Linked DNA regions of Homo sapiens: regions 1, 3 and 4 are each linked to region 2. Evidence: chromatin loops called from intact Hi-C (ENCODE). Cell type or tissue: mammary epithelial cell. All regions are shown on one strand.

Region 1 (5,000 bases), 93 kb after region 2:
TACAAGATTAGGAATCATAAGATCTGGGTCTTAATCCCTACTTTACTACTTTCAAGCTGAATGATCAGGGACAATTTATTGATTACCGCTGAGCATCGGTTTTCTCATCTCACATGGAAATTACAGGGCTATTGTGAGTAATTATGTTTTAACTGTTAATCTCTACAAAAATGTAGTTCGACCACAGGCATTTCCAAAGAGTCTCATCACCCAGATCCTGGGAAGAACCTGGCTTCTCTACTCAAGTCAAGTTGGACAGCCATTGCTGAGGCTGTCCAAAGACAATGTTCTCTTTCTCATAACATCAGCGATGACACAGGGAAAGCGAGCATGTCAGGCCATGGGGCTGCTTCTCTAATAGGCTGGCCATGTTTGGAACATAGGTCTGGGCCTCTTTTGGCCAGTAACCACAAGGACAGGACGAACAGACGCAAGGGCATGCCTCCAAGTGGCTGGCCAGCACCCGGGGGCTTTGGAACACTGTGGTTAACCTCAGGGCCTGGCAGGAGGGAAAAGTCCTAGCTCCCAAGTTAGTCGCTTCCACAAAAGTAAACCAAAATGAGTCATATGAAGATGGAGAAACCACCAGAGACAGCTTTCCATGTAAGGATCACAGTAAAGAATAAAAGCCAGCAATGGGAGAACTCTAAGCCCTTGGATGGCTGATGTTTCCTTCTTAGTCAGTATGTGAGATGTGTGGCCAGACACGAGCATGGGTATGTGTGTGTGTGCAGTGAGGGAAATCTGTGTGTATTCTTCTGCCTCCTCTGTGGCTGGTTTGCCAGCTGCTGCTCAACATCATTCAAGTGGATTGGAAACTTATACAGTAGTATTATTAGAGGGTGACCCTGGTTCTTTTTGATATTACAAAATTGCCCTTTAAAAAGCTTTTCTTGCTTTGACTCTGAGAGGGGGCATGGAGTGGGGTCCATATATTCTACCTGTGCACATATGCATGTAAATATGAGTGGATAAGCAAGGACAGCCAGAGCTCTTGAAAGTAAATGTCTCAGTAGACGGGTTGGAAGACAAAATTGAGGAAATAGTCCCAAATGTAATGAAGAAAGGATGGAAATTATGAGGGAAAAGTTGAAAGAAATGTAGGATCATTTCACAAAGTCCAACATCCATCTAGCAGGATTCCAGAAAAAAAAAAGTGAAGATGAGGGGAAACATTATCAAAGGAAAGACAAGAATTTCAGACTGGAAGGACCCACCGAATATTGAGCAAAAAGAGTAAAAAGGGACCCATATACACTGTGATAAAATTTAGAAATATAAAAATAATATTCTCAGTGATTTCAGAAAGTAGATACTCTAGAAAAATAAGAATTAGCCCAAGCTTTGCCTTCTTGTCAGTAATTTTGGATGCCAGAAGAGTAACCTAGTGAAGCAATCGATGCCTTTGTAGTACCAAGGGAATTTGATTTTCCATTTAGAATCATCAATCCCAGTCAAACCATTCAAATGTCAGAGCAAATAGTTTTTCAGAACCACACTACTTGATCCTTCAGTAAATAATATGTATACAGTTATATTATAAAAATTCATTATTGATTTTTGTTCTTCAGAATTAACCTATAGACAAAATAAAAACTCAACTGTTTATCCCCCTATTCTGAAAGATTACCTGTGTGCACACTCCAGTAAGATAAAAGAGGAATCTAAGAAAAAGAAATTCATAGGATCCAAGAAACATTAGAAATAATTTAAGGATGTAATTAAAATTTTAGAAAAATACGATGGTAACTGTGGTACATACCTAGAAGATGATGAGACAAAATTAGGTCATTCAAAATGGTATGCTTAAGAATCTGGATGATCTTCATGATATGGTAAAGAGGATGTATGTGTCTATTGTCAATTACTTTAAAAACGAAAAGCAAATAGGAGCCCCAGAATAAAACAAAAATCAGAATTAGAAGCAACCTAAATTAGGACATAGTTTGGAAAAACTGATTAGGGTAGGAAAAGAGAATTCATTTTCTTTTGCATTGCCTAGGATTATTTATTTCTTACTTCATTCTTCAGTAAATAATTTTTATATATTCACAGGATTGACATTGGGGAAGAAACTGTATATTGGTTTTCAATATTTAGAATCAAATTTTAAACAAAGCAGGGAAGACTTAACTATGGTTTCAGAGTAGAATATAATTATTACAAACCCAGTAAATACAAAAGAGAATCCAGGAAAGGCAGAAGTTAGAAGGTGAAGGAAGTAGGAAGGGTGGAGGGGAAAATGGGGTAATGAGTTCCTCATTTTTCTTGTAAGGAATCAAGTGGAATACAGTCTAAAATTATGAAGATGGAAAGACACAGAGGCAGTGGAGGATAACACACACCCTCATGTGGCAGGAGTCAATAAATACTGTTGAAAGTTGATAAATCAAAAAAGAGAGGTATAAGCATATTACTCAGTATTTTGTGGCAACCACCTAACGAACTGAAACCAGAACTGGTTAAAGTGGATTGCCGTTGGGAGTGGGAGGGAGTGAGGACAAGGAGAAGGAGACTTTGCATAGTGTTTTGTCCTATTTGAGTGTAACTTCCATCACATGTGGGCATTACTTTTAAAATAAAACTGGGAAGAAGAATAAGATTACCAAGCGTTGACATTGGGGAAGAAACAGAAGCTTTTATACCCTGTTTGCAAGAGTGAAAACTGAATTGGTCCAAGCTTTTTTTAAAAAAAGTCATGAAATGCTGAGAAAACTTGAAGTTATGTGTGTGCCTTTAGGAGTTCTATTTTAAGTAAGACATGGAAGTTTTAATACACTTATGCTGCAAACTGGGAAGTGCTAGGGAACCCACATCCTCCCCATCAGCCTGGCTGGAGCCATCTGGGACAAGCATCTATTTGTTACAGAAATTTTATACAGCAGGAGCTTGAGAGTGACTCTGTCACTTACCTCATGAATGCACAAACTCCTGAGAAGAGGAGCCGGAGGGAACGGCAGTGGCCTTTCCTGAAGAAATGAGGGATGCTTTTCTCTCACAACTTCATGGCAGGCCACAATTTTGTCTTACACCATATTGTCACAGGAAGAAATGCTGCCTGCGGAGACTCAAGAACAGGACACAGACCAAACAGGAAAATCCCAATGAGACCATGGATCCCTGGAGGGGATCCTCTTTTGCAACCCTCAAAGGCAAAGCACTTTGCAGGCAGTAGGCATTTATATTAGTGTGCTAGGGCTGCCATAACAGAATAGCATACACTGGGGGTGCTTACACAACAAATATTTATTTTCGTACAGTCCTGGAGGCTCAAGTTTGAGATTAAGGTGCACCAGGATTGGTTTCTGGTAAGGCCTCTCTTCCTGGCTTGCAGACAGCCACCTTCTTGGTGTGTCATCACATGACTTTTTCTCTGTGTATACAAAGAGAGAGAGAGATCTCTAGTGTCTCTTTTTATAAGGACACCAGTCCTATCAGCTTAGGATCCAATCCTTATGACCTCATTTAACCTTGATTACCTTCTTGAAGGTGTTATCTCCAAATACAGTCATATTGGTAGTTAGGGCTTCAACATATGAATTTGGAGGTGACACGATTCAGTCCATAACAGTATGGAATAAGCACCTATGGTTATTGAATAATGAATGCTCTGACTGCTTTCCTGGATACATGGGGGCCCTAATTTTTATGCTACATAATGGATGCTGTAAGGAGAAAGAAACTATCCTTCTTGTTCACACCCATCTTTTCCCTCCTCAAGGTGGATGTCATTGCTAATATGATTGCACTGCTAAGGTCATCAAGAGGGCAGTTTTTACAGTGTCCCTATGAGATGGCAGGGACTTGCTCACCCATCACTCAGCAAACATCCACATGTCCATGACCAGCTACTGCCCCCCTCACACCTGGCCCCACATTGGGACCTGGCTCATTCTATCTTCATCACTACCAGCTATGGTCTGAATTTTTGTGTCCCCTTCCTCCACAGATTAATATGTTGAATCCTAATTACCAACTCGATAGTATTAGGAGATGGGACCTTTGAGAAGTGATTAGGTTATAAGGATGGAGCCCTCATGGACCGGATTAATGGAAAGAGAAGAAAAGAAAAGAAAAAAGAAAAGAAAAGAAAAGGAAAGAAAGGGGTCCAGAGAGCTGCCTTGCCCTTCTACTATGTGAGGACACAGCAAGAAGGCATCATCTATGATCCAGGAAGTGGGCCCTCACCAGACACCAAATCTGCTGGTGCTTTGATCTTGAACTTACCAGTCTTCAGAACTGTGAGCAACAAATTTCTGTTGTTTAAAAGCCACCCAGTTTAAGGTATGTTTGTTATAGTCGCCCAAACAGACCAAAATGCTCTCTCTTTCTAACCAAGGGGTAATGAGAGGCTGAGATCTGTATTCATTTTTAGGGGTAAATAATGGGGGCTCCACTTCAGTTTATAGCCTTAATTGTATGCTCTCTGGAGGAGGAGAAAATGGGGATGGGCAGAGATGTAGAATAGATATTGTACACACCCCACAAAAAAATAGCAGCCTTTGTTTTCCATTTGCTGTCTTCTCTCTGTCCTACCATCTGTCCTCAGAGAGAAGAGGCCTCACAGGCAAGAAGAACACGAGAACACAGATGCTCCCAGGGTCCCTGGAAAAATGCCATCAAAATCTAGTGTACATCTGTAACAAAGACAGTTTATTGTTCCAAGAGGCTGCATGTTTCACCTAATAAAGAGTCATATAAACATAAGGAAGCTCTGGCCTCAAGCTACAAATGCATTTGCTCACTGAGTGCCTGACTGGAGGACAGACTGTGCTTCCTGAACAAACCAGAACCATATAAAAACAATCCTCCCTGAGTACACAGGACCCAAAGTGATTTCTCAGGATGCTCATTTCCTTTCACAAGTAGTCCCAGGTAGTATGTCATGTCCAGAGCAGTCCTGGTACTCTCCTAGAACACCACAGCTCAACATCCTTTCGGTTCACTGTCCAGAGGCCTAGCATGCTCATTTCCTCTCTAAACCCCTTGACTCTCAGAAA
Region 2 (5,000 bases):
TGTGGTAAGTCAAGGACTTCCATGAGAATTAATTTTCACATGCATACATCCCCCAAAGATATATTTTGTCTTTCATTTATTGGAAGATATGAAGAAATTACATGATAATTAAGCTGAAAAATATGCAATGTGGCGATGACTAAGCAAACACCTCAGCTTTCATGATCGCCATTATCATAGCTGACTGGAGTCCCCAGGAATGCATTCATTCAGAGTCAAACCCGCGTTGAGAGCCTACCATGTGCCAAGCCCCATGCTAGGCATTTTTCTGAGGATGGGTTGGGAGTGGGGAGTGGAGATAAAGATCAAGAAGACATGACCCTTGACCTTAAGGAGATCCCAATCTAGTGGAGGAATCATAACTTTCTCATCTGAAAGTTCATCTAGCCCTGCAAGGCAGTGCATGGTGAGCATGCATTTCAGGATGCACCTTGTATGATCTCTGTGGACGAGAGGGGTCTGGGGCCTCCAAGGGAGGTAGGCCTTGAGCTGGTCTTGAAGAAGATTAGAATATGGAAAACTGGGTCTCATAGAGGGGAGACAATCACCAATCTCCTTCCTCTGATCGCTAATCAGAGAGAAATTAAATTCGTAGGGCTTGGTGGTGCAGACCTGTAATCCTAGCACTCTGGGTAGCTGAGACAGGAGCCAGCTTGCCTTCCTGCCTTCCTTCCTTCCTTTCTTTCCTTCTCTCTCTCTCTCTCTCTTCTTACGAGACAGGGTTTCCCTCTGTCGCCCAGGCTGGAATGCAATGTTGCAATCATGGCTAACTGCAGTCTTGACTTCCAGGACTCCAACAACCCTTCCAACTCAGCCTCCCGAGTAGCTGGGACTACAGGCATGCACCACCACACCTAACTAACTTAAATTATTATTATTATTATTATTATTATTATTATTATTTGTAGAGACAAGGTCTCACTATGTTGCCTAACCTATACACCTCTGGAGCAGCTCCTGGGGTTCCCTCCTCCTAACACATACAGCCCAAAATGACTTAGCCAGCAAGAAGGAAGAAAGGAGCCAATGACAAGAGCATGCTTATGATGAGCCAGGCATTCTTCTAATCACATTACCCACAACTCTAACCTCCCCCCGACTCTGCCAGGCAGGAGCAATTGCAATTGCTCACTTCTAGTAATCAAGGAGCAGAAGTGCAAAGATTTTCTAAGTCACACACAGTTAATAGGCAGCAAAGACCAACCACCCTGATAGGTCTGATGCTTTGTACTACTCAGACACAACCAAGTGTGGACAAGGAGGGCCTCAGAGAACTGGATCAGGTGTCCTCATGGGTCTCTCTTCACTGCAGGAGGATAAGAGAAAGAATCTCCAGTGTTCTATTGAATCCAAGCAGGAGCAGATTATTTAGGGAAGCCTGGGGCGGCAGTCCTTTAGAACTGGAAGGAAACTCGAAAAATGTCCAGTTCAACCTTGTTTTACAGAAGAGGGAACTGAGGCTTAGAGAGGTAAAGTGATTTGTCCAAAGTTAAGTGATGCCTACATAGTTTATGGCTCTTCTCCCCACAGTGTACTGCAAATCCTACATCCATGACCTTCATGGACACCAGGCAAATTAGGGTATGCCCTTTCTTGCAGGTCTTCTCTGTGTCTGTCTGGGTTCAAGAAGCAGGAAATGATGGAAAGTGCTCTGTGTTGACAAGGGACTTGTCCATTCTGGGTCCTTTGCTCTCCTCCAGGTCACAAACTCCCCACCTGATGTTCTCCCCTTTCATTCCCACTCTGCTTTCAGGAAAGGGTTGGACAGGTGACACCTTGGTAGGAATTTAAATCATATCATTGGGCACTATATTCATTTAGGCTGTCTCTCCAATCATCAATGAAAAACTTCATCCTCATCAAAGAGACTTCAGTCCCAGCCACAGATTGGTTTTTTGGAGGGGTGGGGTGGGGAGGGGGCGGGTGGTGACAGCAAGGCTAGGAGGGAGGGGGTCATGGGTGAGATCTGATATGCTTAATAGAGCAGCAGTCACTCCAATCAGCTTTGTACCCTGAGGATCTTATCCAAGTTGGTTTTCGTGTCGGAGCTCAACACCGCCTTACAGAAGATGTTTTGGTGATGAAATAAGAGCTTTCGTATCTGTTTAGGCAGCTGGCGCATTTCCGCAAGCCTCCTGACCTGAGCAGGCTGAGTCAGGGACAGGCCTATTTGTTAGATAAACTCAGAGAGTTACAGGTTTCTCAAGACTTTATAAATCCATCCCGTGTGCGAGTACTTCCCTTTCCTTAAATGGATTATTAGAAAAGATTGGATGCAAATCAAGAATTCAATTTCTAACCAAGCAAATTTCCACCCACACAGAGAACTCATTTTAGCGTAGGCAACTTCTAATAAATAAAAGATTTTCTTCAACTCCGAGACTGACTTCTCATTAAAATGAGGTGGGACTCTACAGGGGTCTTTTAAGGGTCCCTGTCTGGGTGCTGAAATCCAACATGTCATAGTTTAAAAACACCGTAGACACACTAAATGAACCTATGTACTCTCATTTGCTGCTCACACCTTCCCTGGGATGAAGGCTGCTGAGTGAGCTCTACGCTTGGCAAGGAAATGTGGAGCAGGTTGTACCCGAGAACGTCCATAATTCCACCTCTGATCAGACAGGTGTGGCATCAAATCCTGGCCCAGACACAAAAGCTGTTTGACTTTGGACAACATACTTAATCTCCCTGAGCCTGGGACTCTTCTAGGTCTTGAAAACAGGGGCACTAACACCCACCTCCCAGTGCTGCTGTGAAGACCACACAAGATACCTTTATAAAGCCCCTGGATATAGTAATCACTCTGTTTCTTGCTAGCAATTATTATGTAAGGAACTTTTCTAAACATGTGTTTCTCTTTTCACATGAGGTTTTTTCCTGAGCATGTGGAAAACTATGATGGTAGATGTTTTGGAAAACACAGAAAACCATAAAAAAGAAAATAAAAATTGTCTGTGTTCCCAACACTCAAAAAGAATCACTATTAACATTTTGATATGCTTTAATTTCATAACATCCACACAGATGCACACATACTTCTATATAGTCACACACATATAATTTTGTGGTTGAGAATGTGTGCTGTTTTCTTTTTTCACCTAACATTATATTTTGAGCATTTTCTTATATAATTAAAAATTCTTAAAAACATCATATTCAACAGTTTCAAAATAATAATATTTTCTGTCTTAATTTCATTGTATACAATTCTTTGTGTTTCTGATTATTTCATATTTTTCTTTTTATTCCTAATTTTGCAGATGAATCGACTGATCAAAGCACATGAACTTTTTAAAAAAGAGTAATAAGTTTACTTAAATAAAGAAAGCTTAAATTATACAGAACTGAAAATATTAGAAATCTATATCTAATTAAATGTGTATAAATTAGCCAACTCCATAGACATTTCTAGTTGAGCATTCGTAAAAATACATATTAATTCTTTCCTTTTATTTAGAGATAACACATGCCTACATAACATAATGACCCTGGCCAAAAAAAAAATCAGATGATAAAAATATTCTCAAGTTGTGAAAATGATGTGAAAAACATTTCAGTGACAACATTCTTCATGAATATAAACCTCTGATTTAATTCCTCTGATTTACCTTTGAACATGCAGAAGCATGATGGTTTTAAATTTTTTTTTAATGTGGTGGTCAGGATTATCATCAAGCAAATATTTTACAGATATTGGTATCATAACACATCAGCTTATTAACATTTAAGGCTTTTTGCATGCACAATATCTCATTGTGAGAAAAACAATTTTAATATTGGTTATTTGCCATAATTTTTTAAACTTTCAAAGCCTTTTCAACATAAGAGAATGGCTGCACACATTTTCTTATAGAATATAATCTTTAAAAAATTAACTAAGATTGGTCTTTATGGTTCCTAGTAATAAGTCCTTGTCTTATTTTTTCATATAGTATAAATTATACGCTTATGTAATATGCAGGACTGCATTAAGACCCAGTAGTTCCTAAACAATGTTACCAAATAACCACATAAATCCCAAATGCACCAAAGTTCAAGTATCTTTGTAGTATCCTTCCACCTAATTGAAGTTGAAGCTGTTCCTTTTGGGTATTTTTCTACTTCAGTATGAAGTATATTGTTAGAATTTCATTAGTGGGTTCATTATGTGGCTTTTTAAAGACAAAAGTGGTTTTGATTTCTCCGATAGTTCACAATTCTGACGAGACATTTTCTTGGAAGTCATATAGTCAAGAGATGCTTTGAATAACAAAACACTCTTTAGTAGCTGTAATCTCTCAATGCCACTGTTACAAATGAGTGTTTATATCCTTGGCTATAATAGCAGTATTTCCCAGATGGCTTCCCTGTTCCCACAATACACTTCATTGTTTTAAAATCTGAATATTTCCATTATTATAATTTGTTTGATTATAATCCTGACCACCACATTTTAATGACTGATTGAATCCAGTTTAAACCAATTATTACATATTTTCTTCAAATTTGCTTTTAAGTAGTGACTTTGCTAGTGGTACCAAATCTATACAGCAGCCATGTAAGGTGTATTGCTTTTCTTCCTGTAAACTATTGGTGAGCACGAGAAGGCAATCCACCAAACTCCAAGATCTCCTATCCTCACCAAATAAGGTACAAATTCACTCACACATCTTTTTCTGCAAAAAATTAAAGCTACTTTCAATCTCAAATTCATGTTCAGCAGAACTTGTGCAACTGTTTCATGGTCCTGCGAAACCTTAGGGAAAGCCCGCCATATTTTGATAATAGGCTGTCTAAAAAATCAGAATCACTGGAGTTAACCAGATATATTTAACTATCATGGTGTAATTTTTCTGGCAGGTGGCCTGCACAAGCCAGTTCATTTTCTTTACTTGTCATGCCCACAGCCCCCACTTGAAGAGGAATGTTCCTTTCCATAGGAAAGATTTGAGATTTGGAAAAAAATGATGAACTTTCTTTCTGCAATAGGTGCCCTTACGTAGTTTATGTGGGCATTT
Region 3 (5,000 bases), 79 kb after region 2:
ATAAGTAACATGTATGATGAATAGTGGTGAGAGCTAATAAAAAGATAAAGAAGGGAAGGAAAGAGTAAGGGGTGTCATTTTAGATGAATGAACAGGGAGGCTTCACAAAGAGGGGATCGTTGGGTAAAGCCCTGAAGGGGGTGAGGGAGTCAACTTAATCTAAGCAAAGGGCTTTGGAGCTAGGGTACCAGGTGCCAAGGCTCTGCGGTAGGAGAGTTCCTGACAAGTTCTAGGAATTGTGAGGAGACCAATGCCTTTGGAGCAGAGGCACTGAGTCTCCCTCAGTAATGGGAACTCAAAGAGTAGGAGGAGCCAGGTTGCATAGGGCCTTAGGTCTCTGTACAGAGTGGCATGAACCCTGAGTGTGATGTGATTCATCGGAAGATTACAAGGGGAGGCATGACGTGCTGATGTGGCTTTTGACAAGATTCCTCAGGCTGCCACACTGAGAGACATGGCAAATGCATCAGCATGGAGACCAGCAATCTGAACAACTGCTATGGCAATTCTTCAGATAAGAGATTATGGTGGCTGGAGCTTGGGTAGTAGCCATAGAAATGGTAGGAAGTGGTTTATTTGAAATACGTTTTCAAGATGGAACCCATAGGCTTCTAGCCTCCTGGGCTCGGCTGCCTGTTGGACACCTGCATGTTCCCCTCACACCTCAGACTCATCATATCAGAAACTGAACTCATTACCTTTCCCCTAGAAATATTCATCCCTCCTGTACTTTAATCCCTGTTATTACCACTCCCAGCTAGACAGTGGCCCAAGCCAGAAACCTGGGCACCATCCTCGATCCGTCTCTGTCCACCTTCCATTCTGCTTTCTCCTTCTTCATCCCCAACTCCACTGCCTTTAATTCAGTCCCACATCCCTCTGGCCTGGACTCTCAACAGTTTCCCTCCTCTGGCCTGGTTCAGCAAACTCCACAAGGAACCAGGATGATCTTTACTGGAAGCAGACCACATCCATTTAAAACTCTTCTGAGACTCTCTGCTGCCTGCTAAAGAAGTCCAAATTCTCTGGCCCAGAGATGTTCAAAAGAAATACAATGCAAGCCACATACATAATTTAAAATTTTCTAGTAGTCACATTAAAAAAGTAAAACAAAATAAGGTAATTGTAATAACATACATGATTAACCCAATATATCCAAAATATTATCTTAACATGTAATTGTCAAAAGACAAAATAACAACAAATTTAGTTTAATGATCTTAGTTGGATTTTATTTGTGATTCTAGAATGAGGCAACATCTTATTTTATAAAACAGAATAAGTGTTCCAATGGGCTGAGCAGATTTTATAGACAGAAAAGGGCTGAAGAAAGCAGAAACAGAATGAAAAATCAGAGTGGTTGTTTCAAAGCTGCTTTCCTTGTAAAGGTAAAAGCAGAGGGCACTTTCCTCATCATGCTGGCTAAAACTGACTCTTTTGGGGATTAGGCTATTATCTGTCTCTCTCTTGATTTCTCAGAAGGTCAGATAAACAATTTACTTTTGGCTTGATAGGGTGGAACTTCAGCACGCATAACTCCACTTTGGTTTGGTCTGCTGGGCCTAGTGCTCCTGCTCAGTCCAAACCAATGACATCTATAAATTTTATTAACATAAGGAATATTAAAAAGCATTAATGATATAGTTTGCATTCCTTTTTTCATAGTAAGTCTTCAATCTCTGGTGTCTACTTTACCCTCACAGCACATTGCACTTTGGACCAGTCACATTTCAGTCACTGAGGAGCAATGTGTGGCTACACACGGGACAGTGCAGCTCCAGCCAATCAACCACAGCCTTGCCCTTGGTATTCTCTAGCTCCTCTCCAGCCTCATCCCCACCCCCGCCCATGGTCCCTCACCTGCTTGTTTCCTGGGCTGCAGCAGATCTTATCCACACACCAGGTTGTTCATGATTCTCCGCCCTTGCACATCAATTTAGAGGTGTGCTGGAGCACAATCAAGTAAATCTCTTCCCAGCTCCCCATTCAGTGATGCCATATAGCCTGAAGTCAGCCAAGCTGGAAGCATCTATACTACAGAAACTGCAAGCACTCTAACACAGGGTGGAACGGGTGGGCCCATTGTGAAACATTTGCCAGCATATCACTGCATGTAATGACCACCACCCTGCCCTGCCACCACCATGCTCTTCTGCCACCCCTCGTTCACTGGATAAACTTGGCCATCAGTGATCTGTGTATGTTTGCCGCCCTACTAGACTTTAACTTCAGAAAGCAGAGCCTAGATTTTTTTTATCCAGTGCTTGGCATGTAGTAGAGTTCTTTCCTCCTCCTATTTTTCATTATTTTTCTGAACACTCTATTATAATTACCATTGTATATAAAAGACCATCAAGAAAATATGTTTAAAATATAATATGAATCCTGTTTCCTCTACTTACTGGTGTCATGGCCTCAGGCAAGGTACTTAACTGTAATGAATATTTGTTTCCGTATAGGAAAAGAGGTTTAAAAACATATTCACTGCAAAGCTGCTGCAATGATTAAACCATCTAAATTGTTTAGTCCAGTAATGATTACATATCACAATCACTCAAAAATGTTTAGGTGTTATTACTAAGTGTTTAAGTATCTATTGCTTGTATAAAGTAGTTTCTCAAAGCCTTTTTGTTAAAATAAATGTTGAATGAAATTTTAGAAATTCCTCGAGTCCGATTCGGAGAGTATGAGTCAGAATTCCAGCTGCAGACAGATGGCACGTACACTCAAAGGGGTGACTAAGGGTAGTTTATTAAAAGAGTATTTACAAAAGTCTAGGCAAGTTTAAGGGAACCCCAGGGTTGGCAACAGTCCATGACCACCAATCAGCCTGAATGTGCAAGGGAAAGGAACATTTACCTGAATGCAGTAAGAACTGCAGCTACAGGAAAGGTCTATCAACAGGAGCTGCAGCCCTCCTTAAATGAACCCAGCAAGCCATCAGTGGAGGAGGTGGATAGATATCCTGCCTCACTTTCCTCCAGCTCTCCAGAGGATCGCCTGCCAGTGCTTCCCAGTGGCACAACCCAGGGAGCCCATGGCAGACCCTGCAGGCCAGCCACTTGGACAGTGAGCCCGATGGAGAGGGCAGCAGATGGACTGGAGGCCCAAGCAGGGAATCACATACACAGAGAGTCTTCAAGTGGGACAAAACCTCCATCAGCCTACAGGTGTCCAGTTTTGCTTACATATCAAAGACAATAATCATTGATACTGGGCAGTGTTTCTTTGGTTTTAGCCTTGAAGGAAAGAATCAGATAACAAGCATTTATGTGGCTATCTGGTTACTTCTTCTTCTTGTTTTTTTTTTTTTTTGAGACGGAGTTTCACTCTTGTCACCCAGGCTAGAGTGCAATGGCGTGATCTTGGCTCACCGCAACCTCCACCTCCCGGGTTCAAGCGATTCTCCTGCCTCAGCCTCCTGAATAGCTGGAATTACTGGTGCCCACCACCACACCTGGCTAATTTTTGTATTTTTAATAGAGATGGGGTTTCACCATGTTGGTCAGGCTGGTCTCGAACTCCTGACCTCAGGTGATCCACCTGCCTCCACCTCCCAAAGTGCTGGGATTACAGGTGTAAGCCACTGTGCCCGGCCAACTATCTAGTTATTTTATCTGCAAGTGTATTCCCTCAAATATAAGAAAGCTGATTTTACTCTATGACCTTCCACTTTGTTGGCATCTCAGCATTCTTAGAAAAAGTTCTTTTCCATGTCTAACTTAAACAACAGAAATAAGCGCTACAACAGAAATATGTTGTATCTTAAACAGTTCTCCATAGAGCAGAAAAAGAATTGGTATATATAACCTTGATTAAATCACCACTATAGTATTTTTACCTTTACAATTGATCATCACAGTACTTTTCATTTTTGTCCTGTGATCCCCTTTCTAATCATCTATTCAGCTTCTAGCCATGGCCTGTCAGACATCCTACCCATGTCAGAAGAGTGGTTAAAATGCTGGTTTGATTATCTTTGCTTCTTGTGGAAGCCTGGAAAAAGATTTATAATTTTCTTGGAAAGGCCTGGAAGGAGGCTATAATCATTTCCTGGCTTTGTTCTGGAAGCTCTCCAGCTTCTCCACAAAGCCCTTATGCTAGACAGGATGGCCAGGAGATCAGTTTCACTTTCCTATCTATCCTAAGATAGCGGTCTTCTGAGTCTTTCCTTGTTTCTGCTGGCAATTTCTAAATGCAAGGGCTGATGCCCATTCCACAAGAAAGAGATAGGGAAGGAAGGGGGAAGGCAGCAAGTGTCTTGCCAACATTTTGATTCCTTCGGTAGAATGTAAGCTCCATGAGGGCAGGGGCCACATCTACCCACTCACCTCATGACCCCAGCGCTTAGCCTAGTGTCTGGCACATTGAAGGTGCTCAACCCTTTTGTAGAATGAATAAATGAATGAAGGCACACAATGTGCCGAACATTTTAAGATATTGGAGATCTTGTTTTTCAGATGGGAAAATGGAGAGCCCAATATTATTTAAAATGTCAGCAATGGGCAAGGCTTCAACCCCCAGTCTTCTGGCTTTTGCCATCCAGTACATCCCACTACTTCCCATCTAAAATGATGCCTTCCTTTGTCAAGTCACCTTGCTTTACCTTTGCTATTACCTCCCTCAAGTTCAACTTTTCAGTAGCAAGCCTGGACCCACAAGCCCTGCCACGATCAAGAGCCCCTCTCTCCACAGTTAACCCATCTATGTTGCTGTCTCTCATTGGCCTTGCCCCAGGGGTCTTCCCTCTTCTCATCTTAAGATCTGCAGCCTTTTGGGGGGTTTATGAGTGTATTGTAGAAGCTTTTTTTTTTTTTTTTTTTGAGACAGAGCTCTGCCTCCCGGGTTCATGCCATTCTCCTGCCTCAGCCTCCCGAGTAGCTGGGACTACAGGCGCCCACCACCACGCCCAGCTAATTTTTTGTATTTTTAGTAGAGACGGGGTTTCACCATGTTAGCCAGGATGGTCTTGATCTCCTGACCTCGTGATCCACCCACCT
Region 4 (5,000 bases), 66 kb after region 2:
GTCTCTGCTTCCAAAATGGCACCTTGCTGCTGCGTCCTCTTCAGGGGAGGAACACTGTGTGTCACCGAACAGAAGAGCAGAAGGGCAAACCCACTCCCTCAAGCCCTTCTATAAGGCCCCAGTCCCATCCATGAGGGCTCCACCTTCATTACTTAATCACCTAAAGCAGGGTTCCCAAGCCCTGGACCACCAACCAATACAGGTTCATGTCCTGTTAGGAACCAGGCCACACAGCGGGAGGTGGGGGCAAGCGAGCAAGCGAAGCTTCATTTGTATTTATAGCCACTTCCCATCCCTCGCATTACGGCCTGAGCTCCACCCTCTGTCAGATCAGCAGCAGCATTAGATTCTCTATGGGACTAGGAACCCTACTGGAACTATGCATGCGAGGGATCTAGGTCGTGCTCTTCTTATGAGAATTTAACTAATGCCTATGATCTAGCATGGAACAGTTTCATCCCCAAACCATCCCCACCCCTCCAACCTGTTGAAAAATTGTCTTCCACAAAACTGGTCCCTGGTGCCAAAAAGCCTGGGGACCACTGACCTAAAGGACTCGCTCCTTAATGCTATTACATTAGAAATTAAGTTTCAACATGAATTGTGGAGGAGACACACATTCAAACCATAACAATACTTATACTAAAATAATTACATGTTGTTTATCTGAAATTCAAATTTAACTTGGAATCCCGTATTTTATCTGGCAACCCTAGATTTTGGCTTAAGGAGTGGAAAGGAGACCGATGTGGCCACAATGGAGGAAGCAAGGAGAAGATGGAGGGAGATGAGGTTGGGGAAATTTGGAGAGGAGAGGGTGGTTGACATTTCAAACACAGAGAAGCCATCTAGGTATGCTTCCAGCTCTTCCAGTGGAATTGTCTCCACCTGTCCAAGAGAGAAACCCATGCTGAGGGCTGTGAAAGAGGAAATAGGAAAGAACATAGCACAGGGAACTCAATCTAGACTGAGTCCTAAAGTGGTTCAAGTCTGCAGCATCCCTTCTTCGAACGAGGTAAGATTCTTTGGAAACCCTGGGGTATCAACTAGGTCTTGGCTCCTTCACCCAGCAGAGCAGCTGGGTCCTGAGCAGACAAACTGAGGGAGGTGGAGTGGGGGCATGACCTGGGAGCCCAGAGGTTAGATTATCTCAAGACAGGTAAGGTGGGGGGATAGAGTCAGCAAATTCTCAGGGATCCAGAATCCTTGGTGGCTGGCTGTGGGCATCCTGGGAGGGGACAGATCAGCCCAGGGAGTCAAGAATTTGCCATTGGCCAGGACAGTTTATTTGAGAATCTGAACTGGAAGCAAACCTTGGTGACAGATCTGAGCTGTAAGTATTAAGGTTGAAACAGAAAACACCCTTTGAGGTTAAGATGTATATAAACCATTGGGCCTCATGCTGGCCGACTTTGGGATCTGGGGAAAAGCAAGATAAACCTAGGTAGACATTTCAAGGAAATTCTGCTTTAGCCCCTGACGCCTACTTCATAGTAGATGTTTAGTCCCTGAGGATTAAATGAGATGATGTATGTAAATCACCACGCTTGGTACATTGGTAAGTATGACATTAAATGGTAAATGTCCCTTCTTCATTATACTGCTGTTCCCAAATCTGGGACCTGAAGGGAGCTTAAGACACCCCCTACCCCCTTGGCCTGCACACATATACACACACACACACACACAGACACACACACACATATATGAGAGAAACTGCATGGTTAGATCTGAGCACTACAACTGAATCTCTTCCCTTTCTTGTAGATAGTGAGCTGGTAAGATTAAAATGCCTGGCACATAGCAGCTGCCCAATAAATATTGCTATATAAGTAAAAAGGAAATAAGTGGCCTTATTCTCTCTGTTCTCCCAGAGTTCAATTTTTCACTTTCAACCCGACAAAAAAGGAAGTAGGGCTGCCCGAGTGGGGCTATGGAGAATCAGGAGCAAACTGCTCCCCGCCCTTCCCAGTTCAGGGGTGTTGCTTCATCGCCCGACTGACACGCAGGCCAGAGAAGCAGCTGACTCCCCGCAGAGCTGCTGCCTTATAAGGACATTGGCCAGGCCTGCCAGGTGTGTCATCCCAAAGCCCTGTGATGGCCCCAGTGAGTCAAGGCCAGGGTGGATTTAAAAAACTCAGAAAAGCCATATGGGCAGCAAGTGAGAGTTTTCTCACTTCCTTTCCTCCTCACATGTTTCCATATGTTTTAAATTATTATCCCATTTACCACTTACCTCTGCAATTGGGAAAACAGAGAATAGAGTTTTTGATTTAGAAAAGAGGTACTCATAAGCTATTACTCCAGTAGCAAAGGAAATTCTCTCTCTGATTTTCTGGTGGGTTGCTGGCGGGGAGTGAGCTGATGAAATGAAGAAAGTATAGCCTGCGGAGAAGTCCCCTTAAGAATGAATATGTGGTGGCCCCTCCAGGACAAGGCAGGATCCAGCAGCGTAGAGAGCTGCCTCCATCCCAGGGCAGTGCGGGGAGACCCAGTCTCCCTCTGCTGAGGGAGGACTTGATGCTCGCAAAGGCAAGCCAGCAATGGGCAGGGAGACTTGGAGAAAAGTGGTCCTTTTGAAAGATATGAAGGCCCAAGAAGGGGCAGTGGTACTGAACAGAAGTGGCATAGAATCATAGCCAAGAAATTGGGCTTTGAAATCTCACAGACCTGGATTTGAGCCCCAAATTTGCCAACTTTAGCTGGGTGAACTAGAGCAAGTTAGTTCTTTTTTTTTTTGAGACAGAGTCTTGCTCTGTTGCCCAGGCTGAAATGATCATAGCTCACTGCAGCCTCGACCTGAGTAGCTGGGACCATAGGCACACCCCACCATGCCCAGCTAATTCGTTTTTATTTTTTGTAGAGACGGGGTCTTTCTATGTTGCCCAGGCTGATCTTGAACTCCTGGGCTCAAGCGATCCTCTCACATTGGCTTTCCAAAGTGCTGAGATTACACCATGCCTGGCCTTCATCTTTGTAAATCTCCATGGCCTACTGTGTGAAGTATTTGTTCATTTAGGAAATACCTACAGAGCATTTCAATGCCTTGCTCACTTTAGCTCATCAGAGCAAACCAGTGAAGTAGATTCTATTATTATCTCCATTTTACAGGTGAGGAAAATAGGTGACTTGCCCAAGGCCACACAGCTAGTAACTAGGAGAACTGAAATTTGACCCCAGGCAGTCAGGCACCAGGGTCTGCAGTCCCAAGTTTAAACTATGCCAAGAGGCTATAATTGCACCTGCTTTGCCTGATGGAATTCTGGAGGACTAAGTGGACCAGGGCATGTAAAAAGCTCTTATCACAGTGCCTGAAACATGGTCAAACTCAGTGAATGCTACCTATTATCATTTGTCTGTTATTTGTGAGGATTGCCCAGAAGTGGATCCTGAGAGGAAGGGTCCTGTGCAAGTGACTTAGTAAAGACAAGCTCCCAAAGAAACGGGTCTGGTACGGGAATGGGGCAAGTCGGCAGGGGACTGAGAAGAAGCCAAGCAAGGGTGCAACTGCAGGCAAGGTCTCACAAGGGAGTGTGTGAGATTTCTGAGTTTGTCCCCATGGAGACAAGGGAGCTGGGCTTTGTGGCGTTAAACTGTTGGTCTCTGGCTAAGGGATGCCCTAAAAAGATGGAAACTTCCTGGCATGTCTGGGCTCTGCACCTGTGGGCAAAGCAGTGTAGTAACCAGATGGCAGTCTTCCAAAGAGAGTCACGGGTATGGGGCTGTTTGAAGCAAAAGCACCAAAAAGCACTGGCGGAGTTCACAGAAACAGCAAAAATAGATCCAAAGGCCTCTGAGGGAGCAGGAACTGAGCCCACCCAAGACCACCCCTTGCATCACTCAGACCAGCTCACATCTTCCATTCTGTGAACTTCATTCCGCCACTGCGCCTTCAAGAGGGTGGACACTCACAGTTTCTGGGGGAAAACTTAACAAGATAAGAGTTAGTGAGACAAGATACATCTCTTCTCACACAAGTTTATGTAAACCATTCACACAAGTTTCTACAAAAGAATATTAATTGTGCCAGACACAGTGGCTCATGCCTGTAATTCCAGCACTTTGGGAGGCCGAGGAAGGCCGATCACCTTAGGTCAGGAGTTCGAGACCAGCCTAGCCAACGTAGTGAAACTCTGTCGCTACTAAAAATACAAAAATTAGCTGGGCGTGGTGGCACGCCCCTGTAATCCCAGCTACTCAGGAGGCTGAGGTGGGAGAATCGCTTGAATCTGGGAGGTGGAGGTTGCAGTGAGCCAAGATCACACCACTGCACTTCAGCCTGGGTGGCAGAGTGAGACTCCATTTCAAAAAAAAAAGAATATAAAGAATATTAATTGCAACATTAATAATAGCTAAAATGCAAATAAGTCAAACTTATTTGATCTCTAGGGATCAAACTTAGATCTCTAGGGATTTGCTTTTTTCTTTTAACAATTGCATAATATTCTATGGTATGGCTGCATACCATGATTTATTCAACTAAGCCACTGATTTATTATTATTCATTTAACCAAGCCACTACTGATGAAAGTTTGACTTACTTGCATTTGAGCTATTATTAACAATGTTGCAATTAATATTCTTTTACATAAATTTGTGTGAGTGGTTAACATAAACCTTTGCAGTGGTCCCTTGGCTGTGGCTGATATTCATCATCTCCCTGCTCTGCCACTCTTTCTAGAATCCCTCCACTCCCAGCAAGTACTTCTGGCGGTGTAGGTGGCTTGCTTGATGAGGTGATGCAGACTTTTAGCCCTAAAGGGTTTATCTCCCACACTCTAAAAAACATGAATCCTAACAGGTATCCAGAGTTGTCGCCCCTTCCATCTTAACAGGTTCAGTCAACATAAAGTCACCAATATGGTGGACAAAGTACACTGTACTTTCAGTTTCCTAAGAAAGGAAAAAGATGAAATTCCATTAGCCATAGTCAAATGAGCACGCCATCAATACCAAGAAAAACTGTAAACTCGTATTAATTAACCTGTTGTGATTTGGTT

What was found. Peaks named below come from ENCODE experiments on the same cell type or tissue, not always from the same donor. Only the 100,000 strongest peaks of a DNase experiment are listed, where the experiment ranks them.
Region 1: a loop joins it to region 2, with 5 times the contacts of the local background. A loop is called at or near these places in 10 of 110 quality-filtered maps.
Region 3: a loop joins it to region 2, with 5 times the contacts of the local background. A loop is called at or near these places in 5 of 110 quality-filtered maps.
Region 4: a loop joins it to region 2, with 7 times the contacts of the local background. A loop is called at or near these places in 6 of 110 quality-filtered maps.

Annotation. Positions count from the first base shown.
Region 1 is chr1:94,739,357-94,744,356 of GRCh38, forward strand. The region is part of intron 1 of SLC44A3-AS1 (SLC44A3 antisense RNA 1); the gene reads right to left. Among named protein-coding and RNA genes, the nearest start is that of MIR378G, 4.0 kb to the right of the region's middle. In mammary epithelial cell, a CTCF peak has its summit at 2,337; DNase peaks (open chromatin) are centred at 445 and 4,655; H3K27ac peaks cover 1,036 bases.
Region 2 is chr1:94,646,263-94,651,262 of GRCh38, forward strand. All of the region lies in intron 3 of SLC44A3-AS1 (SLC44A3 antisense RNA 1), which reads right to left. It also overlaps the pseudogene KATNBL1P2. Among named protein-coding and RNA genes, the nearest start is that of MIR378G, 97 kb to the right of the region's middle. In mammary epithelial cell, no CTCF peak of the experiment used is centred here; DNase peaks (open chromatin) are centred at 129, 679, 2,139 and 2,539; H3K27ac peaks cover 4,066 bases.
Region 3 is chr1:94,725,396-94,730,395 of GRCh38, forward strand. The region is part of intron 2 of SLC44A3-AS1 (SLC44A3 antisense RNA 1); the gene reads right to left. Among named protein-coding and RNA genes, the nearest start is that of MIR378G, 18 kb to the right of the region's middle. RefSeq lists an enhancer at 3,046-3,546. In mammary epithelial cell, no CTCF peak of the experiment used is centred here; DNase peaks (open chromatin) are centred at 386 and 2,676; H3K27ac peaks cover 3,110 bases.
Region 4 is chr1:94,711,874-94,716,873 of GRCh38, forward strand. All of the region lies in intron 2 of SLC44A3-AS1 (SLC44A3 antisense RNA 1), which reads right to left. Among named protein-coding and RNA genes, the nearest start is that of MIR378G, 32 kb to the right of the region's middle. RefSeq lists an enhancer at 1-676 and a silencer at 2,103-2,152. In mammary epithelial cell, no CTCF peak of the experiment used is centred here; a DNase peak (open chromatin) is centred at 2,048; H3K27ac peaks cover 1,442 bases.